2 separate regions of the Homo sapiens genome follow, and region 2 is linked to region 1. Evidence: read pairs that join two places in POLR2A ChIA-PET (ENCODE). Cell type or tissue: A673. All regions are shown on one strand. Links, peaks and the distances in the headings refer to the core of each region. The heading gives the core; the rest is flanking DNA.

Evidence for each region. ChIA-PET counts read pairs that join two places held together with the same protein. Peaks named below come from ENCODE experiments on the same cell type or tissue, not always from the same donor. Only the 100,000 strongest peaks of a DNase experiment are listed, where the experiment ranks them.
Region 2: POLR2A ChIA-PET joins it to region 1 with 6 read pairs; 6 of 35 experiments call an interaction of 5 or more read pairs at or near these places.

Annotation. Positions count from the first base shown.
Region 1 is chr2:215,428,649-215,433,983 of GRCh38, forward strand. FN1 (fibronectin 1) reads right to left here. Exons shown (of 46, transcript NM_212482.4): 3 at 4,676-4,813; 4 at 3,185-3,316; 5 at 2,067-2,204. Among named protein-coding and RNA genes, the nearest start is that of FN1-DT, 4.4 kb to the right of the region's middle. RefSeq lists an enhancer at 4,732-5,335. In A673, for the core only: no CTCF peak of the experiment used is centred there; no DNase peak of the experiment used is centred there; H3K4me3 peaks cover 4,395 bases; H3K27ac peaks cover 3,449 bases.
Region 2 is chr2:215,642,436-215,647,923 of GRCh38, forward strand. The region is part of intron 5 of LINC00607 (long intergenic non-protein coding RNA 607); the gene reads right to left. All of the region lies in intron 2 of LOC102724861 (a long non-coding RNA gene), which reads left to right. Among named protein-coding and RNA genes, the nearest start is that of LINC01614, 73 kb to the right of the region's middle. In A673, for the core only: no CTCF peak of the experiment used is centred there; no DNase peak of the experiment used is centred there.

The DNA of each region.
Region 1 (5,335 bases), core at 336-5,335:
CTTCTCAGGCTCTTCCAGGATTTTTCTTAGTCATCACTGTTTATGGCCTGCCTTTCAATAGGGACCTTGCTTTAGAAAACTAAAAACAGGCTAAGCGCGGTGGCTCACGCCTGTAATCCTAGTACTTTAGGAGGGTGGATCACCTGCAGTCAGGAGTTCAAGACCAGCCTGGGCAACATGGTGAAACCCCCGTCTCTACTAAAAATACCAAAAAAAATTAGCCGGCTGTGGTGGCGGGCGCCTGTAATCCAAGCTACTCGGGAAGCTGAGGCAAGAGAATCGCTTGAACCCGGGAGGTGGAGGTTGCAATGAGCTGAGATCACACCATTGCACTCCAGCCTGGGCGACAGGGTGAGACTGTCTCAAAAACAAAACAAAACAAAACAAAACAAAAAAAACAAGCAAACAAAAAAAAGCTTATAACAATGGGGAGGCAAGCAGGTATCAAAGGGTCTTCACCAATGGCTACAAAGAAGCTATAAGAAGGTGGTAGTATCTCTTTCTTCATTTGTTATGTAAAAAATGTAGAGGATGCACAATTTCTTTGACTAAAATATTATTTTCCCTTCCCCTATACCCAAACATCTACAGTATTTAAAAATCACTAGCAAAATAGCCCCAAATTATTCAGTGTTAGCCCTCCACTGGAAGAGTGGGATCAACATAAAATGATAATTTGTAACTAAATGACCATTAGTCTATGCGTGCATTTATCTGGTAAATAGATTATTTAAATTATAATCCAAATTTGCTCTGTGCCACGATGTGAGTATAGAGGATCTGATGTCTTTGTGAATTGGATATTGTTGCAACTCCTGGGTTAGAGAAAAAAAATTAATAGTTGATGTAGGTTCAAACAAATACACACCCACATCCATCTACCACAAGAATAGAAGTTTGCATGAAGGTATAATTACTGATTAGAGCTTTTTCCCAAATCCCCAGCGAAAAGTATTATCATCCCCTGAACCTCCATAGCACTACTTTCAGTATTTCTGTTGAAATCTTTAATACTGTGTTTTGCAGATGATAAATATGTATAAGACTTTCTCATCTCCCTGACCCCCTAAGTACTCTTTGAAGGCTGGGCTAATGTTCATTTCATATCTGCACCCCTATAATACCTTGAACAAAGTAAGTCCTTATAAAATTTTCTGGAATAAATGACTTCTCTTTGAGAAACTTTTCCCAACTTGCTATTTAAAGAGTTCTAAATAACAGATAAGGTTTGAATCAGACATCTAATTTGTCTTAAGCTAAAATATTGCCACAAAGATCTTGGAAGTCTGATGATCACAGTAACATTTTAAATGCAAAATATCTAATAAACCAGCAAGTTTCTGGGAAAGCTTTGGTCAAAATGGTTACCACTTTTCATGAGAGACCTATTTTTGTTAGCAAAGAATTTGAATTTGGATGATGGCTATGTTAAAGGTAGTTAAATGGGTTCAGCTAGATAAATAAAACAGGTTCAAATTATTTGGATTTGATTTTAAACTTATTTACAACACCAGTAGTTAATGGCTGTTTTACTTCAACAAACTCTCTAGCTGTTATTAGTTTACAATATCAAAAAAGGAGCCTTCAAACCCAAAGGCAACAATTAAGACCCCAAGACAATCTTAGAAGGAGCAGTAAAGACACCAGAGGCCAGCTTCTTTACAGCACTAATCAAATGCGTTAGGTCAGAGACACTATCCCTAACTCCAGAGTAGATAAATCATTTTAATTTATGGGATAAATTCTTTTTAATTTTATCAATTTAGCCTGTGAATGTGCCCTATTTAAATTTCAAACATAGAAGGAAACCTAAACCTTTTGTTCAACTCTATGTCAGTGGCAGTGAGCTGAGATTGAACCTTATCAAAGTGATATGTTTTTCTATTTATGTAGTCTTCTCTGAAGATGCGGAATAAGTTGGTTATGAAAGTTTTCTTGACTTCCAGAAGTTACCAAAGCATGCTGATATACTGGATGTGTTCTGAGTAACATAGTATTACCCTTCTCTCTAGGAATCCAGAAAACAATACCTGGCTTAATCTTTAACATAAAGATGTAAAACATACTTCTAGAAGTGCAAGTGATGCGTCCGCTGCCTTCTCCCAGGCAAGTACAATCTACCATCATCCAGCCTTGGTAGGGCTTCTCCCACGTTTCTCCGACCACATAGGAAGTCCCAGCAGCATGATCAAAACACTTCTCAGCTGTAGGGAAATTTGGAAGAAAAACAGGAAAAAAAGGTTATTTTGAATTGTGCAAGCTCCCTGTAATTTAAAGTGTAGTGTGTAAGCAAAAATTCAGCCACATTTTTTTTAAGTGGCACTCTGTTCAGAAAGAATGACACACCCAGCATCTAAGCACACAGTAAGTAGCCAAGGCAAAAGAAAGCTCAAGCTGAGTTGGCAGGCAGAAATTCCATTCTCCTAATAAGTACATGGACTACATATTTTCAGCGAGCCCCAAACTTCCCAGCAGCATTTCCAGTAGCAAGGATCTATGTATGTATCTAGTCTGTGGGAGACTACATATGCAAAATTCCAATCTTAATTATAAATGACCAATTATGAATTTTGAGTGGCCTAAATACAATGACAAAGAAAGCTATTTTTAAATATTGGAAAGCAAAACAATACAAAACAAGACAAAAACCTCTAAATTAGAAGACAAGTAAACAGAGTAAAATTTATAGCCAGAAACTTTCAGGCTTGTACTTACAAAATTCAACTGAGGATTGAGATCCAAAGAAGCTCAACAACTTTTAATTTGAAAAGAAATGAGCAGAGTGTGACAAGCACACACTATTTCATGTTTCGGTCCAGGACATTCCATATAGAAATGTGTCCAAAGTGTCATTTTTTTTTCTTTTAAATAAATTATATCTTGACGAAGGAGGAATCTGAGATCAGCTATTAGGTAAAAGAAATGACTCCATTCTAAATCTTTCAATTCTACCTTATGCTTTTGAAGCAAAGTTAAGACTTCTATGTGTAGTCAGTACTTTTTGATCTAACTCCTGTAAGAAGACTATGGATTATATAATAATTCATTATTTCAAACAAAATTCCCATTTCTTTATTGGTTTTCACTGGAATTCAGGTCTATGACCTATGTAGATGTGATTCTGGTCCAACCCCACATTAGAACTAAGCATCCCAGCTCTTGCTCAGCCCTAAGACTCACACACCTATGGGCTTGCAGGTCCATTCTCCTTTTCCATTACCAAGACACACACACTCTAACATGTAACCACCAGTCTCATGTGGTCTCCTCCAGGTGTCACCAATCTTGTAGGACTGACCCCCTTCATGGCAGCGGTCTGTTGAAGATACAACGAAAATGTTAGGAGAGGGCAGAACAGATTTTTTTTTTTGGTCTCATATTCCACCCATGGTAGGTACTTAGGTTGGCTAAAGTAGAGACACAGACAACAGCTTTCCCATCAGAGACAGGGGAAACGTTAACAGGTCTGGTCACTTGGAGTCAATTCAGTTAAGTGTCTTGCTTAGAACACAATGGAAAACCACAGAGAAATCTGGATGGCAAGGAAGAGGTCATGAATCCTGCTTTCCCAGAGAGATCACAGGAAATTGGGTCCTAAGCAGAAAAGAAAGGCTGGGAGGCTTGGTCTTCACTCATACACAGCAGGCTAAGACTGAGACTAATTCAGTGAAAAGGCCACATCAGGCACAGCACTCCAGCTTTTGGGAGCATGGAGAGCCTGTATTTTACCCTAGGATAGAAATGTCATTTTGGTGGAAAGCAAACAGACATATGCATATAAAGTGTGGAAATCCTGGTAGTTTTCTAAGTTGTTAAGCCCAATGGCACATTCAAATGCTGAACTAGATTGTAAACACTATGGACCCTTGCCTCTTGCGATTTGCCTGTGAACTTGGATAAACCCTAACATGAAATATGGGGAAAGTTGATTGGGCCTATTCACACGGGACTTGTTCTTTTGAATAGAAGTCTTTAAGACGACTTATATTTAAAGAATGGATTAAAAAACTTAAATACTATCTTAATAGAATCTATTGGTAACCCAGTGAATCATACTGGAAAGAGTGCCTTAGCTAAACTAGAGTTGAGAATCAGCCCGGTTCCCAAAGTTCCTTAGCAAACTCTATTGGGTTAATAATTTTGTATTATCCCTAGGAATAGTGACATCTGCTTCCTGGGTATAACCTACTGGTCACCAAGAAACCAGACTGTTTCTGTGAGGTGCAAGAGGTCTCTGCATTGCAAACATGAAGACCAGACAACACATGGCTGGTTCACTCTTCATGAACACCTTCCCAGTCACTGCAGAAAAGTCTCATGATTTGTCTAGCTTGAAGATATCCAGGTGATTTAAAATGGGCAACTCCCCTAAGCATGTCTTACTGAAATGGAACCCAAGAGGTCTCTTGGTTCTACTATGTACAGAAACACACACACTCATAAATGCACACACACTCATAAACGCACACACATCAAACACTGATTCCATCTGTGCTCATACCCGTCTTTAAGAAACACAGGAACCAGTTGGGTGACCACTTAAGAGTACCTGGTCACCAGGGGCAAACCTCAAAGTTCGGAATATCCAGTCATGGATAACAGAAAATGACAGTGATGGTAACAGAGAAATTCATATTTGATATTTTGGCATCATTTTACACAATCTCTTCCTTACTTGCGATGGTACAGCTTATTCTCCCTCGCCCAGCCCCGATGCAGGTACAGTCCCAGATCATGGAGTCTTTAGGACGCTCATAAGTGTCACCCACTCGGTAAGTGTTCCCAGTGTACTTGTCAAAGCAAGTCTCTTCAGCTGAGGGGAAAAGGAAAGTCCATGTGAGCCTCACTTAGGTACAAGCTTTTCTAGTTCACTAATCCCCTCTAAAGGAAAACCCACTTCTCTATTCCACAAGTAACATGGTACACCTCAAAGAATAAAATGAAGTGAGAGATACAGATTTTTATCCTAAGCTCTAATAAGGCCATGGTTTTTGACCTTGACATATTGTCAAATTTTCTGTAAATTATTCATATTGTAGAAAAATCTCAGGCTCTTAGGAAAAGGCCATATAAAGTACTAACTTATGACAGAGCTAGATTTGTGAAGGGTTTCACATTCCAATCTCTGACTCAGAAAGTCAAAGCAAGGTTCACATAAAAAGCAAACGATTGGCCGGGCACAGTGGCTCACGCCTGTAATCCCAGCACTTTGGGAGGCTGAGGCGGGTGGATCACCTGAGGTCAGGAATTCGAGACCACCCTGACCAATACGGTGAAACCCCGTCTCTACTAAAAATATGAAAATTAGCTGGGTGTGGTGGCATGTGCCTGTAGT
Region 2 (5,488 bases), core at 308-5,307, 210 kb after region 1:
GGTGGAAAGTAGGTGACAGCTAACACAAAATTCTAGGTGGAGAACAAAATGCTAGCAATACTAATTACTGACTATCCCATTTACTCTAGTGTGAATAAAACCTTGGGGAGAAGAGTAAAACCTGAAAATCATTGAGTTTCCAAGTGGATATTCTAAGAATGTACACAGCTCTGTACTGTTTCCTCTGCCTGGAATGGTCTTCCTCTACACAGTCCATGAACTCATCCATTCGCTTCAATCAAGTCACCTCTCAAACAATGCCTCTTCAGAGAAGAATTCCTAGACTGCTCTATCTACAATTTCAGCACCCCATTCCTATCACTCCTGACTCCTCACTGTGCTTCCAGTCAGAATAATCTGTGTTATAGTGCCATAATAGCTAATCCTCAAATCTTGGTGGCTTAAAAAAAAAGTTTATCACTATGAAAAATCTACCGAAAGTTGAGCAACTCTCCCAGGCAGTCCTCCTTCATAAATCCTCATCAGTATAAACCAATACACCTTGCACAGCAAGTGAAAGTGTGGTGGACAGTCAAGGCCATGAAGTAAAGATTTCCACCCAAAGATGACACAGATCACTTCCACTTACATTTCATTGGCCAAAGCCACACTAAACTACAAGTGGGCAGGGAAGTGTCATCCTCCTACGTGTCCAAGTGGATGTAAGAATGTCTGGCACATCATGCTTTATTTGTCTTCATGACACTTTTCATCTAACATCATTTAATATATTTTATTTGTTATTATTTGACCCTCCTTACTAGAATGTAAGCATTCTGAGGGCAGGGAACTTATCTATTTGTTCGTTGCTTTACCCTCAGCTCTTAGAACAGAGATTCTCGATTAATATTTATTGAATGAACAAATAAGAACACAGAAAATACTATGTTTTACACAAGGAATTACCAGTGCAAATGCTTAAAGGACCCAGCTGTTAATATAGCAAGGGAAGCAAGCAAGGTTAGAACTGTGGCTAAGTGGAGCACTTCTTCCATTACCTAAAGGCCACTAGTTGCTGCCTTGAATGATGGACCCAGCATAGCTAGATCTGATTTTTTTTTTTTTTTTTGAGGCAGAGTTTCACTCTTGTTGCCTGGGCTGGAGTGCAATGGCGAGTCTTGGCTCAGTGCAACCTCTGCCTCCCAGTTTCAAGTGATTCTCGTGCCTCAGCCTCCCGAGTAGCTGGGATTGCAGGTGCCCACCACCACATGCCCGGCTAATTTTTGTGTTTTTAGTAGAGACGGGGTTTCACCATGTTGGCCAGGATGGTCTCGAACTCCTGACCTCAGTTGATCCACCTGCCTCGACCTCCCAGAGGGCTGGGATTACAGGTATGAGCCACCGTGCCTGGCCTGCTAGATCTGATTTTTTTATGAGAAGTTAAAAATCTTGATTTTTAAATGAAAGCTCTGATTTTTTCATGTGGTTCAAAAGTTGTCAAAAACATATGCAGGTCATACCCAGCAAACATGAATGTTAGTCTATGCCTTGTGCTCTAGGTGGAAAGACTGAACGAATGAGTTTTGAGATTTACAAAGTTTCAATTAAGTGAAGAGAAAATGCGAAAAGAGAGGAAAAGTAGAATCTCCACATTCATCTCTCTGTCACCTAAACTCTTATTTGGAGGGATCCCTGCTCTACCTCTTTCCCTCTCACCCCTACTCCTCTTTACCCAGGAATTTAGAAAATACCCCTATATTTCTAGAACTAGTTTCATTTATTTATTTTGAATCCTTTGAATAGGAGTCAACCTTGCCTTCACTGATGTTATTGTGTGTCTTACATAGCAATATCTAAACAAATGAGAAACCGTGGGGAGAGATCTTCAAGGTGAAAACATTTAGAATAAAGAATTGCTGTGTTTAAAATGGCACTGGCAGTATAAAAGATCTAATATCTATTTCATGTAACAGACGAGGTCCAAACCAGGGAACTCTTCTCTGTAACCAATAATTTGACCTGATTACATCATATCTTTTTCTCTTTGCCCTAAAGTTGAACTTTGTATATAGAGGGGCTGCCAAACACATTTACACTGTAGAGAAATGTTGTTTTCCAATGTATCACCCAAGAGGTTTTAATTCAGATGAAAATGTTCAAAAATTAAATTTCTGTATTTCTTTGGACCTAGCTTGGGATGGTTTAGCAAGCAGTCTTCATACGACTTTTCTTGTCTAGAGGGAATTATCACTGGGCAAGCTCAGTCAAACTTTAAGTGCAGTTGTTCATTTCGGTGGCCCCAAGCCCATACCTGGGAGTTTTCCAGCTGTGGAATCAATGAAAAACGCCCCAGTCAGGGACACAGTACTGGATTCCAGGCAACCTGCTTTCCCAAGGAAGCACTTGGATTAAAACAGGCCTGCCCCTCCACTCTTAAAGAGAATTCTACCACCCTGTTCTGCACTCCCAGATAGCCCTGGGTGTATAGTGCTGCCATTTCAGAGCTCCGTCGTGATGTCTATCACATGTTGGCTTTAATTCTAGGACAATTCTAGAGAAATAAGAAATACCGAGCAAACTTTTCCCTGCCCAGGCAATCCTCCAGTGAAAATTCTCACAGCGAATAGATTTCTGGTGGACATAGACATGCTTGTAATTGACCTTCTCACTAGGCCCTACACATTTCTGGATATCATGAGTTTCAGTATTGTCTTGAAATAGATAAGGCCTCTCGTCCATGGTTTATAAAACAAAATTACCAAGACTGAAATTGGAAATCTTGTTCTTACAGAGGCAAATGAAAACATGAAGTTCTCTGGAGATAGTTCATGAGCAAAAGAAAATTACTTTCATAGAATTCTAGAAATAATTTATTTTAGAAATTCTAGTATTGACTTGATTCTGAAAATAATTATATCATCATCTCTCCAAAACAGTTATCTTCAAAGTGGCCACTTATTTGACAAAAAAATCAATTCGGTCAATATGGCATTTTAAGATTATGCCTTCAAATTCCCTTTTGCACACACACAAATACAGCCTAGCAAACAGAAATTGAGGCAAGCCACCCATTGGCTGGGTAACTGACTTGCCAACATTCCTTAAACTGGTTCTGGATTAAAAGGTCTTAGATGACCATTTGAAAGCTGGTACTAAACTCCTAAATAGGAAGAGGATGTTGGGAGTGGGATAAGAGGAGAAAGAACTTGTAATATGAGAAGACTTGGCAAACCAAAGTGCTCATATACGAAAAGAAATAAAATGCCGAGAAAGATAGCCAATGACATCAACTATTGGGAGATTAATTCAATTCAGGTAAAATTAAAATAGTGGAGAAATGATTAAAACATCTGAAAATGCGTATGCTTAGACTCTTCAGAGTGATAAATTGTGCGAAAAAATAAAAAATAACAAGAAATAATGAAACCAAATAGGCAGAAATAAAACAATAATAGGTAGATGAGAAAAGAGCCAACTAGAAATCTTTAAAATGAAAAATTTAGTTAAGATTTAAAACAGTTAATAGATGGACAAATAGATCTACACACAGGTGACAATTTTGTGAATTGGAAGGTTGTCTTGAGGAATTCACCAGGAATAAAGCATGAAGGAATAAGTAGATTAAAATTAGGAAAGAGAAGTTGAAGACACGGAGATTCAACATGATTAATCTCAAATGTCTTATACTGTTTGAAATCTGCTAGACAAAAAGAGTTTTGTCTATAAATTAATACAATTTAATTTATAGTATTCTAAATGACCAAAGGCAAATCACTGGCTGCCTGGAAGGGTGGAGGGGGGAATGGCAGGAAAGAAGAATTACAAAAGAGTAGGGAGCAACTTTTGGGAGTGATGAGTAAGTTTGTTATCTTGATTGTGGTGATGATTTCATAGGTTCACAAATACATATATCAAAACATATTGTACACCTTAAACATGTGTAGTTTATTGTATATCATTTCTACCAAAATAAAGCCATTTTGATAAGTATTTTTTTCTAAAAAAAAGAAAAAGGAATCAAGAAATACTAAAGGAAATTAAGAATATCTAAAAATGATTCTTTGAGAAGACAAATTAAACACACTTCTGGCAAGATCAATCAACAAAAACCAAAGGAAAAACAAATAAAGTCTAATATTTGAATTCAAGATTTTAAAAATTACAATTTTATGCCAATGATATGGAAACTTAGATGAAAAGAACCAATTTCCAGAGAAGTATAAACCATCAAATTGAGTAAAGAGGAAGCAGAAAGTAAGAATAAAGAAGTAACCACTTGCGACTGGGTGTAGTTGCTCATGTCTGTAATCCCAGCACTTCAGGACACCAAGGCGGGAGGATCACCTGAGGTCAGGAGTTCGAGACCAGCCTGGCCAATATAGTGAAACCCCCGTCTCTACTAAAAATACAAAAATTAGCCAGGCGTGGTGGCTCACACTTGTAATCCCAGCACTTTGGGAGGACAAGGCAGGTGATCACCTGAGGCCGGGAGTTCGAGATCAGCCTGGCCAACATGGTGAAACCCCATCTCTACTAAAAATACAGAAATTAGCTGGGTGTGGTGGTTCATACCTGTAATCCCAGCTACTCAGGAGGCTGAGACAGGAGAATCACTTGAAACTGGGAGGCAGAGGTTGCAGTGAGCCAAGATCATGCCACTTCACTCTAGCCTGGGCAACAGAGCTAGATTCAATCTCAAAAATAAAAATAAAAAAAAAAGAAGAAGTAATTAAGTAATTATTTGCCTATTTGCTATGGGTTGAATTGTGTTCCCTCAAAAAGATATATTGAAATATGAATCCCCAGTACCCCAGAATGTAACCTTATTTGGAAATGAAGTCTTTTAGAGGTAATAGGTTATTAATGTGAGCCCTAATTATATGACTGGTGTCCTTATAAAAAGGGGAAACAGAGGGCAGACACACACAGAGCAAAGACTGTGTGAAGACACACAGGGAGTAGACAGCCGTGCAGCTGGAGTGATGCGGCTACAGGCCAAGGAGCCTGAAGGATGCTGGCAGACACAGAAGCTAGAAGAGTAAGGCAGGATTCTCTCTTAGAGACTTCAGAGAACACATGGACCTGCCCACACCTTGATTTCAGACTTGCGGTCTCTAGAACTGTAAGATACGAACCATCTGTTGTGTTGAGCTGCCTAATTTGTGGTGCTTTGTCACAGCATCCCTAGGAAATTAATACTCTGTTGAACAAAAATCAAACCAGTAACCCAAATATTTTCCTTCATCCATATCAAATGAAACAAGGCCCAGGTTGTTTTGGAGAAAGTTTTCCAAGACCTTTAATAAACAGATAATTCCTGTGAGAAACTACCCAACTCATTTTGTCTTTAATGACTTTCACGTAAAAACTGACCACAGGCCAGGAGCGGTGGCTCATGCCTGTAATCCCAGCACTTTGGGAGGCCGAGGTGGGTGTATCATGAGGTCAGGAGTTCGAGACCAGCCCGGCCAATATGGTGAAACCCCATCTCTACTAAAAATACAAAAATAGCTGGGAGTGGTGACGCACGCCTATAATCCCAGCTACT